Linked DNA regions of Homo sapiens: regions 1, 2 and 3 are each linked to region 4. A link is a contact called in ENCODE Hi-C data. All regions are on one chromosome and are shown on one strand. Each heading gives the region's core, a stretch centred on a gene start or an enhancer-like site at or near the end of the contact. The rest is flanking DNA. Distances are from core to core; before and after follow the strand shown. Region 1 holds the start of ARHGAP1 (Rho GTPase activating protein 1). Region 2 holds the start of ACCS (1-aminocyclopropane-1-carboxylate synthase homolog (inactive)). Region 3 holds the start of EXT2 (exostosin glycosyltransferase 2). Region 4 holds the start of LINC02696 (long intergenic non-protein coding RNA 2696).

Evidence for each region. Hi-C counts contacts between places; a loop is a spot of excess contacts on that map. Pooled maps may share reads with other maps.
Region 1: a map of CD8-positive, alpha-beta T cell shows a loop between it and region 4 (16-fold over the local background). The contact joins the promoter of ARHGAP1 here to the promoter of LINC02696 in region 4. A Hi-C loop is called at or near these places in 2 of 168 maps with a recorded cell type or tissue (CD8-positive, alpha-beta T cell and naive thymus-derived CD4-positive, alpha-beta T cell), 2 of 37 single-sample maps with no recorded cell type and 6 of 50 pooled maps.
Region 2: a map of B cell shows a loop between it and region 4 (24-fold over the local background). The contact joins the promoter of ACCS here to the promoter of LINC02696 in region 4. A Hi-C loop is called at or near these places in 2 of 168 maps with a recorded cell type or tissue (B cell and naive thymus-derived CD4-positive, alpha-beta T cell) and 7 of 50 pooled maps.
Region 3: a loop to region 4 is called in a map of naive thymus-derived CD4-positive, alpha-beta T cell, with 8 times the contacts of the local background. The contact joins the promoter of EXT2 here to the promoter of LINC02696 in region 4. A Hi-C loop is called at or near these places in 2 of 168 maps with a recorded cell type or tissue (B cell and naive thymus-derived CD4-positive, alpha-beta T cell) and 6 of 50 pooled maps.

The regions. Positions count from the first base shown.
Region 1 is chr11:46,698,716-46,702,084 of GRCh38, reverse strand. It overlaps ARHGAP1 (Rho GTPase activating protein 1), which reads left to right and starts at 1,466. Exons shown (of 13, transcript NM_004308.5): 1 at 1,466-1,534. It overlaps ZNF408 (zinc finger protein 408), which reads right to left and starts at 1,054. Exons shown (of 5, transcript NM_024741.3): 1 at 986-1,054; 2 at 409-686. The coding sequence starts at 1,037. RefSeq lists an enhancer at 971-1,260 and a silencer at 1,591-1,710.
Region 2 is chr11:44,065,005-44,068,241 of GRCh38, reverse strand. ACCS (1-aminocyclopropane-1-carboxylate synthase homolog (inactive)) reads right to left here and starts at 1,972. Exons shown (of 15, transcript NM_032592.4): 1 at 1,541-1,972; 2 at 327-614. The coding sequence starts at 614. RefSeq lists enhancers at 1,803-1,992, 2,013-2,102, 2,203-2,332.
Region 3 is chr11:44,093,702-44,096,938 of GRCh38, reverse strand. EXT2 (exostosin glycosyltransferase 2) reads right to left here and starts at 1,261. Exons shown (of 14, transcript NM_207122.2): 1 at 1,087-1,261. RefSeq lists an enhancer at 305-354 and a silencer at 775-1,394.
Region 4 is chr11:45,353,656-45,357,194 of GRCh38, reverse strand. It overlaps LINC02696 (long intergenic non-protein coding RNA 2696), which reads right to left and starts at 1,824. Exons shown (of 2, transcript NR_120558.1): 1 at 1,593-1,824; 2 at 538-799.

The DNA of each region.
Region 1 (3,369 bases), core at 217-2,716, 1.3 Mb before region 4:
GTACTTATTGTGCAGTGAAACCTTTTATCTTCACTATTTCATCAGCTCCTCCATATAATCCCAAGAGAGCCACTGCTTTGTTTCACAGATGAATTAAATGCGGCACGTAATTTAACCAGCTAGGTGACAAAGCTGGAATTTGATCCCATGCTTTCTTAATTCCAAAAACCTTAGCTCTTGACCTTCCTCACTCACTGCTGACACTGTATGATTCCAGCTTTCAACAACTTTTCAAACCTCGATTCTTTAACTACTGCTGCTGAGAGGAGACAGTCCTGAAGAGAAGGGACAAGACTATCTCCTATCTCTTGAAATACTCTCTTTCTTCAAATTGAAAAGCTGTCTAGCAATGTCCAAACCTCCCCTACATTTTCAAGGGCGGAGGGAAGTCGCTCTATCCTTCAATACCTCCTCCTGCCGTGGCTTTACTCCCTCGCCCTTCTCCTTGGAGGCAGACTCCTCTTCCAGCGGCCCCCACAGCAGGCCGGGCTGCAGGGGGTCCCCGACACACCAGACCCCCAAGCGCTGTTCCTTGGCGAGTGAGGGGCCAAGGGCCAAGCCCCGGGGAAGGCTCTTTAAAGCGAGGATGTCTCGGGTCGGCTCGGGTGGGACGTCTTTGAGGCCCTGCGTACAGCCTTCTCCGGAAGGGTTCCATCCTAAGTCCAGGCCCAGGCGCGGCTCGCGGGCTGCAGAGAGAAGGGAAGACAGTGAGGGAGCCACCCAAGAAGGTGGGAGGTGGGGAAAAGTGTGGGAGGAAACCGCAGGTCCAGGTGGGCCTGCGGAGCCCGAGGGACAGGTGAGGGCTCTAAGGAGGGCCCTGAAAGTTTTGAGGAGGCTCAAGGGCTCTTCAGAAGCCCCCAGCGACTCTGAGGGCACTGGAGGATCCTGGGATCCGGAGGAGAGAAGACTGAGGAGAAAGCTGACCACAGAGCGTCAGATCCACCTGGGCCAAGGTTGAGGGTCGCGGACATCGCAGGTCACTCACCGAGTTGCAGCGCCTTCTTCCCCTCCAAGAGCAGCTCCTCCGCCTCCTCCATTCCGGGTCAGAAAGCCTCCCTACGCCGGAAGTGAGCTTCCTCTTCTCAGCTCCTCCAGGAAACAGTCACGGACTTCCAAATTTTTTTCTCAGGAAAGAAGCCTCAGAGCTGGACCTCATTGGTGCACAGGACTGGGAGTTTGGGAGTACTGGGGAGGCAGAACTCTGTCCGAGAGCAATGCGAACCTCGGATTCCGGAGGTGCACCAGTGATTCGACTAGCTGGGAAAGCGGAACTAATTGTTCCAGCCATCTCTTTGGGAGCGACGAGTCGGACAGTTATGCTGTTACCTCCCCGAGGCAGGAACTTAGGCGGGCATGTGCAGGAAGTGGGCGGGGCTCCTGGAAAGGCCATGTTTGGGGCCGGAAGTGGGTTGGAGGTGTGGCGGAAATGGTTGGGGATAGAAGAGAGCGGGAGGGGGCGGTTCCCGTTCCACCGCGGAGCCGGATGTTTGCCGAGCCTTGACAGGCGTGGCAGAGGGAGCAGTGCCCGAGCGCGGTGAGCTGCTGGGCGCGGGGTCTCCCCGGGTGGGGATGGGGAAAGGAAAGGAGCTGGCCAGGTCGTCCGAAGGGATGGGGTCCGGATGGGGAGGACCGGAGCAGATCCGAGGAGGGGAACGGGGGTGGAACTGGGCTCAGAGGCCTGGCCTTCCTGCAGGGTTTCTGCCCCATTTTGGCGCCTGCAATAAGAGGACTTAATCATTTTCACTACCTTCTTCCTGCCTTCCCCAGGGCAGAGTCCAGGCCGGATCGCTGTCATCCAGCAAGCCGGCGGGAGGGGGAAATCTCCCAGATCTGATCTGGCAAAGCACTAAGAAGAAGAAATTTGGGGGAAGTGTTCCTCCTTGCCACTTATTAGGCCACGCTTTCAGTTCAACTTATTTATTTTTTTAAGACGGAGTTTCACTCTTATTGCCCAGGCTGGAGTCTCGGTTCACTGCAACCTCCGCCTCCCGGATTCAAGCGATTCTCCTGCCTCAGCCTCCTGAGTAGCTGGGATTACAGGCGTCCGCCACCACGCCCGGCTAATTTTTGTATTTTTAGTAGAGACAGGGTTTCACCATGTTGGCCAGGCTGGTCTCGAACTCCTGACCTCGTGATCCTCCCGCCCCCGCCTCCCAAAGTGCTGGGATTATAGACGTGAGCCACTGCGCCCGGCCTCAGTTCAACTTCTTAATCTGTGAAACAGGATAATTGCAAAACGTAACCTGGGCTTTGTAAACCGTGAAGCTCTATGCAAACATAATTGTAGTTGAGAGTTGTAATTGCTGTTGTATTGTGGTGGGATTTGCAACTGGGAGGCCGATTCCAACGTTGAGAATATGATTTCTTTTCTTTTTTTTTTTTTAGACGGAGTCTCACTCTGTCGCCCAGGCTGGAGTGCAGTGGCGTGATCTCGGCTCACTGCAACCTCCGCCTCCCGGGTTCAAGCGATTCTTCTGCCTCAGCCTCCCAGGTAGCTGGGAGTACAGGCGCGCGCCACCACACCCGGCTAATTTTTGTATTTTTAGTAGAGATGGGGTTTCACCATCTTGGCCAGGTTGGTCTCCAAATCCTGACCTTGTGATCCGCCCGCCTCGGCCTCCCAAAGTGCTGGGATTACAGCCGTGAACCACCGTGCCCGGCTGGTCCTCTCTTTCCTCACTGTAAAATGAGCTTAGTAGAACATGCCTCATCAGTGCTATCGTGAGGTTGAGTTTGTGTCCCCAGTTCATGGTCCTATATAGGCCCTCAACAAGTGTGGGTTCCCTTCTTTACTTAGGAGATGAATTAATTGGTTCATTCATTCAACAAATGATAGCATCTACTATATATCAGGTGTCATTCTGAATAGACCAGAAGTTCTTAAACAGTGATTCTCAGAAGGTGTATGAACCTCTTAAAATTGCATACATCTCCTAAGTTTTCTTAGGGAAAAAGTCCACACATGTTACCAATTTCAGAAAAGTCTACAACTTCCTAAAAGTGATTGCCTAAGGTGATCCTTAAGATTTTTGTAAAGGTTTACCTGCTGAGAATGGAAAAATTAATCTCAGAGTTGGGTGTATTTTGCACAGAGTAGAGCAGGCTTGTGGGTGGCTGGTGTCTTAAACAGGCAGGATACTTCATTTCTACTACTTGATGTTAGAATTTCCCTGTGCTAGCTTCCTCACCCTCCCACTGAATGGGAGTTTAACTTCCAGGCTCAGAAGTTAAACTGTGGGTTGGGGGTAGTGGGAGGGGCCAGTCTGACTGGGAGATGGGAACCACTGGGCTTAGTTATGCTGGGAAAGGAGGTTATGTGGGGGCGTTGAGGGAGGTCATGTCTGGAAGAACTGACAGCATAGAAGAGCA
Region 2 (3,237 bases), core at 723-3,222, 1.3 Mb after region 4:
GTAAAACAGTTGCAACCTGAACCTTAGTTCTGCCCTAGCTCTAAAGTTGGATAGTCGACAGGTCGTGGGTCAGAATCCATAGAACATCATATGGTTCTTGAATTCCTCCCTCAGAAATCAAGGTCCCCTATATTCTAAATGGACCATTTCCTGATCCAGGCAGTACACTGGGGCCTCTCTAAGCTACATCAGAAGCCCTCTTGGAGGTCAGAGTACCATAACTCCAACCTCATAAGAGCAGGCTGGATGCTGCCTTATTGGTCAAGGTAGGGTACCCCACCCTGCAGTTCTCTCTTGGGTCCCAGTGGGAGGGGAGCTTCACTCACACTGGGGTTCTTGTCCTCATCATACTCATCCATGTGGTAGGTCCTGTAGCCCTCCTCAGCTGAATCCCAGAACCATTTAATCATTCTTCCTCTAGAGGACAGGTAGGAGGTATCAGAGGAGATCATGGCAGGATCACCCACTCCACGGAGCTCTGGCAGCTTCTGGTCCAGTTTTCTGGAGCATTCTCCTTCCAGATCTTCCCCATGGCTACTGCCCAGGTCCTGCATGCAGGTGGGGCCCAGACAGGTGGTGGGAGCCCTGAAGTCCTTTTGAGGAAGGGTGAACATCTGCAAAAAGACAAAACGCACAGGCCTGCTCAAGGGATTTCCATAGCACCAAGCATCAGAAAGGAGTTGGAGTCATGGGAGTCCCCTTTCTCTTATCTGCCCCTTCCTTTAGGTTTATGCACTCATCACTTCCTGTGTCCCTTAGCTGTAACCATATGTGCAACGACTTCAACAAGAAAAATCTGTTAAGGACCTAGTACGTGCCAGGGACTGCACTTGCCACATTGACGTGACTTTAATGTATTGCTGCTTTAGCGTGTTCTACTTCTGCAAAAGTTTTTCACTCTCCAGCCTAAGGGGTCATCAACATTCTTTTTCCACCCTTGCTCACCTCAATTACCAAATGCCAGGTTAAAATTTCCTGAGTTAAAGCAGAGTATTGCCTGGGAGTCCTGGGGGTCTTGTGGTGTAAAGGGTAGGATGAGATTATGTGGTGTTCTGAGGCAGATGGCGGGTAGGAACTGAGGGAAGGGAGGAATGGGAACCTCCACAAGTGCAGGCAACCCAGGCAGAGCTCCAGGGCCTGCCTCTTCAGTCCTGAAGAAACGAGGTGTGGACACCAAGGAGAGGGTGGTCTACTCCTGCCCGCGGGTGTGAACTCCTTCACTTCTCTAAGCCAGTTTAGTTTCCTCATCTGCACAGTGGATATAACAGTAACCACCTCGGGGTGGCCGTGAAGACATAAATATATATGTTAGTGACAATAAAGTACTTAGAACAAATCCTGGCTGATGACCAAAGTTCAATAAAATATGAGTCATTATAGCGTAACTCCTTGCCAATTTTCCCAGTCCTGATGCACAACACAAGCTCTGGTAACACTGGGCGCACCATAAACTCAGCGGGTACCCGCAGTTAAATTTTCCTCCGCAAAGTCTTCTCAGGGGTACTCTTTAAATTGGCTGGGCTCTCCCAAGAGCGCTCACCTCCAGCTCTCCCGACAGCCCAGGTCCGAGGAAGGGCAGCACAGTGGGCGGAAGCCGGGGTGGGAGTAAAGCCTGGGGTAGGGGGGCGGCGGGGTTCGAGCCTCCAGGCGTCCAGCAGGACGGCGGCGAATCCACAGCCAGATACCCGCACTCGATGAGGCCTTGGAATCCCGCAAGTGGGGCGGCTACCGCGCACGAAGAACCGAAACGGCCTTCTACAGGGCGGAGGACGTCTCGCGAGAGACGGCTCCAGGTTTCCAGGCAGAGGAAGTGTGATCGGCGCCAAGGGATTCGAGATGGAAGGGCAGAGGCTTTTGCAAAGTGCACAGAGGGAGGCCTGAACGGCTTCCTCCTCTGCAAAGTAGTGGATCCCACCTACTTGGCGGAGCTGGAGGAGGCGGTGCTGGCACTCGGTGGGCGCCCATCACGTGTAGGTTTTCTCCGCCCGGAAACGCCCTGCGGCGACTTACGCGTGGGTGAGGACAGCGCCCCCCTGCGCTCAGCGCGCCCGGACTAGGAGACTGAGGGCGGTCCGCACCGGGTTGGGCTTCCAGGCCTGTTCAGGGCGCAGTTCGTCCCCTTGCCACTCAGGCGGGGGCGGTCTCGGCGGGGACTACGCTTTAAGGGTGGCACACGAGGTAGCACCGCGGGACCAGGAAAAGGGAAAGGGGCGTAATGCCGTTTCCCACCTCCACTCTGGGTGGCCTGCGCGTGCTGGGCCGCCGCCGGGCCGGGTCTGCCACCTCCTTCTGCCTCCTGGCCTTGGTTCTCCAGTTTTCAAAGGAGGTTAGAGCCACAGAAATTTCTTGCCAAAGTATGCTTGGCTGCGGCCCACACAAAGGGCTTTTTAGATTCGGGTGTGAGCATCCTTATGGCCTTTCATCGCAGTTTGTCATTTCTGCCCCTTTCATTTGTAGGGGATTTTCTGTAGCCCTCATAGGTTCTTAGTTGGGGGAGACTCCTGTTACAAAAGACAAATTAACAAGAGAAAAACAGACAGAAATTTACTGACATGTGTATTTCATTTATACATGAGAAATCTGGAGGGAATGAGTCGTTCTGGAAGAGGTGACTTTGAATTCCAGTTTTTATAGCATCTTCAACAAAGAACAGTAATTTTTTTAAGTTACAAGACAAAGAAATAGGGCTTTGAGTCTCTCCAGGAGGCAACTTGTGAGAAGGCAAAAAAAAAAAAAAAAAAAAAAGACAAAGGCCAGTTAGTCAAGCTTGTTAATGTAAATTCCTCTGGTACCATCTCCAGGCCATAGGGGTCTAAAGTTGTCTTTGTTCTCCTAGGTAGACAGAGGGACAGGATACCTTTTGTCTTTGTAAACCTGTGTCCTACTTTTAGGCAAATAGGGCCAGGGTAGAGAGCTTTCCTGAATGTGCTGCTGCTTGTCTTTAGCACAATCCTTCATGTTTTGGGGAGGCATGTCCTGGTCTCCCACACGTGCCTGCAATATTTGTTGAACTCTGGCTAGGTGTGGCGGCCCACGCCTGTAATGCCAACACTTTGAGAGGACAAGGTGGGAGCATCCCTTGAACCCAGGAGTTTGAAACCAGCCTGGGCAACATAGAGAGACCGTGTCTCTACCAAAAAAAGGTTTTTATGTTTTTTTGTTTTTTTGAGACGGAGTCTCGCTCTGTCATCCAGGCTGGAGTGCAGTGGCACAATCTCTGCTCACTGCAACCTCCGC
Region 3 (3,237 bases), core at 12-2,511, 1.3 Mb after region 4:
TACAGTGAATAGCCTTTGAGTTCTGAAAGTTACAAACTAAGTCCAGTTAAAGTACATAGAGCACTTACCTGACTTACAAGAAGTTAAGACTTACAAGAATTTAAATGTACATATTTCAAGACCATATCTTCACATAAATAAGTCAAGAACCTTTCTAGATTAGCATTGCCCAATCAGTAACACCAAGCAATTCTTTGATTCTCAAAATTGTGTGTTTAGATCTGGTTCCCACCGAATGTAACAAAGCCCCAAACACCTCTGGACTTCAAGTTGAAGCCCAGAGCCAGTGTGCTTCTGGCCACCTAGTCCCGAGACTAACATGCCCCTGGCCCCGGCCCGACACACCCCCGGGCCACCTAGTCCCTGGCCTAACATGCCACCAGCAATCTAGTCCGCAGTCTAACATACTCCTGCCCCGTCCTGACAGGCCCCCGGCCACCCAGTCCCCTGCCTAACACGCCCCCAGCCACCTAGTGCCTGGCCCAACATGACCCCGGCCACCCAGTCCCCGGCCTAACACGCCCCCGGCCATCTAGTTCCCGGTCACCCAGTCCCCGGCCTAACACGCCCCCGACCACCCAGTCCCCGGCATAACATGCCCCTGGCCCCTTCCCTACCTCGTCCCACGGCTTCTGGCACCGCAAGGGATGCCGCAGGCCACCACCGGACCCTGAGGCGCAGGACATCCCCCTGGGAGGAATCAGATCCCTGTGGCTGGCGGGAAGGTGGCAGCAGGAAGGGAGGGGTCACGGCGGAGGGCGGAGGGCGGGTCGCAGGAGGAAAGGAAGGAGCGGACTGGGGGCGAAGGTTGGCTAGGAGAACAGGTGGGTACCAAGATGCTGAAAGCGCGGCCGCCGCCGGAGGAGAAGGAGAAGCAGGAGTGGAAATCGGAGCGCTCCAAAAGCGGGCAGTCATTGTCACAGCCCCGGCGGGGCTGGGGGTGGCCTCTCGCAGCCCACGGGCCTCCACGGAGCCTCCGCGCGGCCGCGCTCCCTCGGCCCTTGTCCCGACCCAGCAGCGGCCCCCGGAGGCCCGAGCCCTCGCTTCAGCGCCCGCCCGGCCGCCGCCCTGGAGAGCCGCGCTTACCTCGGCCACGGCTGCCTCCCGCTCGGCCCCGAGCTTGGTCACCGGCTCATGCCGCGGGGCGCGGGCCACCTCCGCCCAGGTCGGATCGGTCCGAATCGCCAGCCGCCACTGCCAGGGCCGAGTCTGGGCTGGCGAGCAGCGAGCGAGGGGCCGGTAACCGGGATCCGGGCCGTCTGACACCGAGCGCACTGCGCATGCGGGAGCTGCCGGGCCGCGCCTCCTGCTGGACAGGAGGAGTCCGAGCACCGCTGCAGTGTTTTCCCAGGCAGGCGCGCTCAGGCTCCGCAGTGAAATGCTCAGACAGCCTCATTCATAATTAAAGAATCCTTAAACCCAAACGAGACACCACGCGTTGCTTATAAAACTAACAAATATGTAGACGTTTTATTATAATCAGTTCTGGTGAGCGTATAACATTCCTGGAGGGCAATTTGGTACTATCCATCAAACGGAAAATGCTGGTACCCTTCATTCCAACAAGCTCTCTGTACGGAGTTTGCCCTATGGATATTCTCAACAATGTTTGTCAAAAAGTTCCATGACAGCATTCTTTCTAATCATAGCGAAATGCTAGACACAATCGAAATAAATTATGGAATTTGATTGATTTGAGTAATGTGAGATAGTGCAATATATTTGGGTAAGGAAATATCTCCAAGATATTAGTTAAGATCAAAGCGTAGTCCAAAACAGCGGGCAAGTCACTTTTAGGTAAACTATGCATATGCAAAAACAAGAGGGAGAAATATATAAAGTAGGTGCTTATATTCAGGCATGTGTATAACTTTTTTCTGGAAGGAATGCAAGAAGAAATGAACAGCTTCAGGTGGAGTAGTTGTCGAGGCGGAAATGGAAGCATTTATGGCGAGGAAAGGTGGCTCACGCCTGTAATTCCAGCATTTGGGGAGGCCTAAACGAGAGGATCGCTTGAGCCCAAGAGTTTGAGACCAGCCTGGGCAGCAGAGCAAGACCCCATCTCTACAAAAAATAAAAAGTTAACTAGGCATCGTAGCACACGCTTGTAGTCCCAACTACTTAGGAGGCAGAGGCAGGAAGATTGCTTGAGCCCAGGAGGTCAAGGCTGCAGTGGGCCGTGGTCGTGCCACTGCACTCCAGCCTGGGTGATAGAGCAAGACCCTGTCTCCAAAAAAAAAAAAAAAAAACGCATTTTTGTTTTGTATCTTTCTCTATTATTTACATGATTTAGCCCTATCCATGCACACTAAAACCGCTGTCATAAAGCAGTAAGTGGAAACTAAAAAATTAAATTAAAATTCAGAGCGATGTTATTGAGAGGTTAATGAAATGACCCCTGGGCCTGCGATGTTGGTTTGGTAGAGTTGTGGGTCTGGCTACAGGATCCAAATCCCTTCTGGTCCCAGATGTACTTTGGCGCCATCTGGTGGAAGTTGTCACTGATAGCTTAAATATTCAAAGTGATGATTCTGAGACTAGATACCTACAGAGGCTTCCGGCAGCAACCTCGATTCCAGGGATATTTTTGTGAGTTAATGCCTGCTTGTCACAGATCTAGGGAGATTGGGATGAGGACATTCTGGGGATGGGACACTCATGTTCTGCTTCCCCACATCCAAGGGGGCATTGCTCTGCTTTCCAAATCAAATCCCCCCTGCAAATGATACAAAATGTAGCACACACCCACCCCATTTGAGAACTGGATGGGTGGAGAGCAGTGACAATCACCACTGGAACTGTATCCAAATTTATCTTATCCCAGGGAATATTGTTTTCACTTTTTGAAATAAGTCAACAATAGCTATCTGGTCTGGAAGATTGTGGCCTCTTTTTTTCTTCTCCATATTTATCTGTATTTTAAACATGTATGTTTTTAATTAATCCTTTGTTCTTTTATAAAATGAGAATTTGCCGTGTTAAAGAACTGTGTGAGGCACAGCCTCACACAATGCTGCCTATCTTCTTCATTTTTTATAACCTTAAACTTGCCTAATGCCTGGCATATAGTTAATTGCTCAATAAATAGTTGTTGAATGGAGAAAGGATGCCTAGACACTGGGAGGAGCTAACTAGAAATAAGACAATAAGATTATTCAAAGGAGAAGGTAAAAAGTGGCATAGAAGCATATAAACAAAATGCTACAGAATTCAAAAAAAAAAAAGAGGTGACATCCA
Region 4 (3,539 bases), core at 575-3,074:
ATTAGTTGACATAAGGAGCCCTGGGAGAGGAAGAGATTGGGGGCAGGAAAGGAAGAGTTTGACTTAGACATGTTAATTTGAGATATTTATTAATGAACCCACTGAAGCCCCCATCTCATACTTTATATCTATCACTATACCAAGAACTATGAGATCCAAGACCTTGCCTTCCTTTTCAATTCCTTGTTAAGCAGGAATAAAGTGAAAAATTACTGAATAAAATATTCAGTTTTTTTGCAAAACACTCTTACGTTCAGAGGTTTGGTAGCAGAGCCATATCTTCCCAGGCAGGCATAAGTAGCCAATCAATCTCCATGTCATACCAAGCAACGGTCCAAGGGGCAAACTAATTAAAAATTTAATCCCATGATTTTCATCTTAATCTCTTTTTCCCATTAGCTTTGATCAATGCCTACAACTACAATTTAACCAAACTTTTCATTTAGATAAATGACTCAGTGGGGTACCTATTTAGTCCGTTTGTTATGAACCAATGGATAACTAAAATGTATATGCTAATTACTAAAGACCACACACTAATTTTCAAAGCATTTTATTAGCACAAAAGCTGTGTTCCTGTTATCAAATGAAATGCGCTTCCTATGTTACACTCAGTAGTTGTTCAAACCAGTTTCTCTTGACTTCAGTAGCCAAATTGCAGCATGCTGTGTAGGTACACAGTGCACTTGAGAAATGTCTGCACATCCCAACCCTGCACTATATCACAAGCAGTAGTGAAAGGTGTAGCAAATAAGAAGATTCCATGAACTTCTCAGCTACCTGAGACTTCTGCTGCACCCTGAAAAAAAAAATCAGGCTAGAAACCACATAAAACAACTAAACCAAACTGAATGCAGGGGCTGCTATGAGGAAGAATGAACTTTGCAGCCTGTTCCAAATGCTAAGGTGAAGGAGGTCCTTCCTGGCTCTGCTCACTAGGTGTGCAAGTCAGGAGATATTCATTTCGTGATCATCCTTTCCTATCACCTGTGGTGAAATTTCTACTGCTTTCAAGTCTTCCAGCCCCTATTTGAATGCCAAAATTCTTAAGTTCCTTCAAGTAAAAGAGATCTTCATTTTAAAAATAAAAGTCAATGGCTCTGGTCTCCTGTAGCCTTTTCAGCCCCTGTAACAGTGCTTTCTCACTTAGATTTTCACTGTCACTTCAATAAAGGGGTGAGAAGAGAGAACTGGCCTGCGATCAATGAAAACTATTCAGTAAAAACTCTTCATGCCAGACATGGCCCCAGAAACAGGAGGAAAGTTTACCAGACAGCAGGAGTGGGTGGTGGCTGGGTCCAGTGGAATGGGTAAACCTAAAAGGGGACGAAAATGGTTTTCAGGCTGCTGTGGCCCTCTCTACACACAAATTTTGTGGCCATGAAGTCCTGGCTACTAAGCATCATTGTCTTTGCGCAACCGCTGCACCTGCCACTTCCCTCAACCCATTAATAATCGGGTTCCTGGGAGGATTTTCATCCCCAATTTACTGGACATGCCTCCGAGCCACCTCCCCGCTCCGGCCCTCCCTCTCGTTGGTCGCCTTCAGACTCCCCCACACGCGGGACGGCCCCTCCCCCCACCCTCCTCACCGGCTAGCCGCGGCCAGCAGAGCCTTCGAGCGGCTCTGTCAGGCTGCCCTGGAGCGTAAGGAAGAAGAAGGCGCGAAGGAAGAAGACTTCCTCATATTCTTGGCTTCCAAGGGGCGCTAGGGCAACAGAGGGGGAAATGACGTAGCTTCCATCCCGGAAGCGAAAATTGGGCGCGGGTCCAGGAAGCCGCCATGTTGTGTGTGGCGGATGAGAATTTCAGCGCTCAGCATCTGGGTACCAGCAGAGAGGCCCCACAGAGAGGCTAGACTAACCGTCTCCGCCTCCTCTCCTTTCTCTGCTCCTCCCCTCCTCCCATCCCCCCTCCCTCTCCTTTCTCAGTGTACTAAATGAGTGCTTCAGAGCCCAGTGAATAGATGGACAAACATTTAAATTTCCTAGCCGGAAACACTGAAAAGATGAACTGTCAAGAGGCGTTTGAACCAGAGGGACTCCATCTTGAATAGGGGCTGCATAAAAGAAGGTGGAGACCTGCTGGGATGCATTCCCAGGAGGTTAGGCATTCTAAGTCACAGGATGAGACAGGGAGGTCAGCACAAGATACAGGTCACAAAGACCCTGCTGGTAAAACAGGATACTTAAAGAAGCCGGCCAAAATCCACCAAAACCAAGATTGGCAATGAAAGTGAACTCTGGTTGTCCCCACTGCTCATCATATGCTAATTATAATACATTAGCTTGCTGAAAGACTCTCCCACCAGCACCATGAGCATTTACAAATGCCATGGCGATGTTAGGAAGTTACTCTATATGATCTGAAGGCGAGGGTGGAACCCTCAGTTCTGGGAATTGCCACTCCTTTCCCCAGAATACTCTTGACTAATCTACCCCTTGTTTAGTGTATAATCAATAAATAACGTATACACAGTTGAACAGCCCATGCCGCTGTTCTGCCTATGGTGTAGCCAATCGTTTATTCCTTTACTTTTTTAATAAACTTGCTTTCACTTTACTCTTTGAACTTGCCCCAAATTCTTCGTTGCTTAAAGTCTAAGAATCCTCTCTTGGGGTCTGGATGGGGACCCCTTTTCATTAACATAACCACTTTACAATAGTTGAGGGTTTCAAGCACCAGGCTGGTGAGTACAGAGTACATGGCCCTGCTTTTCTTGACTTTGGTTACTTGGACTCAGGCCACAGCTGAAGAATACAGGAGGGAGGGAGGGAGAGAGAGAGATCATTGGGAAGCAGGTGGCGGCAGTGGTGGTGGTGGATTGGGTGTGTGAAATTTGCAGAGTTGGGGTGACTGCCAGGCTTCTGGGCTGATAGCTGGGAGAATGTTGGGCCATCACATACTAAAAGGGAACCACAGGAGAAGAAGCTGATGTGTGGGAAGTTTGGTTTTACATATATTAAGCCTTGAAGGTCTTCTAGGGGAGAAACTCAACAGGCCAATGGATGTGCCTGGTTTGATTTTTTAGATGACAGGCCTGAGCTAGAAATCTGTGCCTTAGATTCTTGTATATGAATGGTGCTAGAGCAGGAGCTTAGAAGAAATTGCCTGGTGGAGAGAATACCCTTTGGGAAAGAGGCGCAGGACAGAGTGTCAAGAGCTCTTCTACTAAAGAAAGGGAAGATGAGCAGGCAGCCCTAGGAGAGGAACCAGGGAAATGCGGCATTGCAGGGAGCAAGGGAAGAGCACTTCAGGAAGAGTAATTAGGTCAGTTTTGCTGATAAATTAGTGAGATGACTGAGCAGACTTTGTTGTTACCTGGAGCAGATTCCTTGGAATGGCTGGAGAAGGTCAGCTTGTGGTGAGTTGAGGAATAAGTGAGGGTGATGGTGAGAAAATGGAGATAAATGAACATAGGCAAATCTTCCAAGAAGTTGTCTGTGAAGAAATGAGAGTGATTCTGAAAGGAAAATGATGATTTTTAATTATTATTTTTTAAGATTGGAGAAACATAAGCTTGTTTTGGGGGGTTTTTG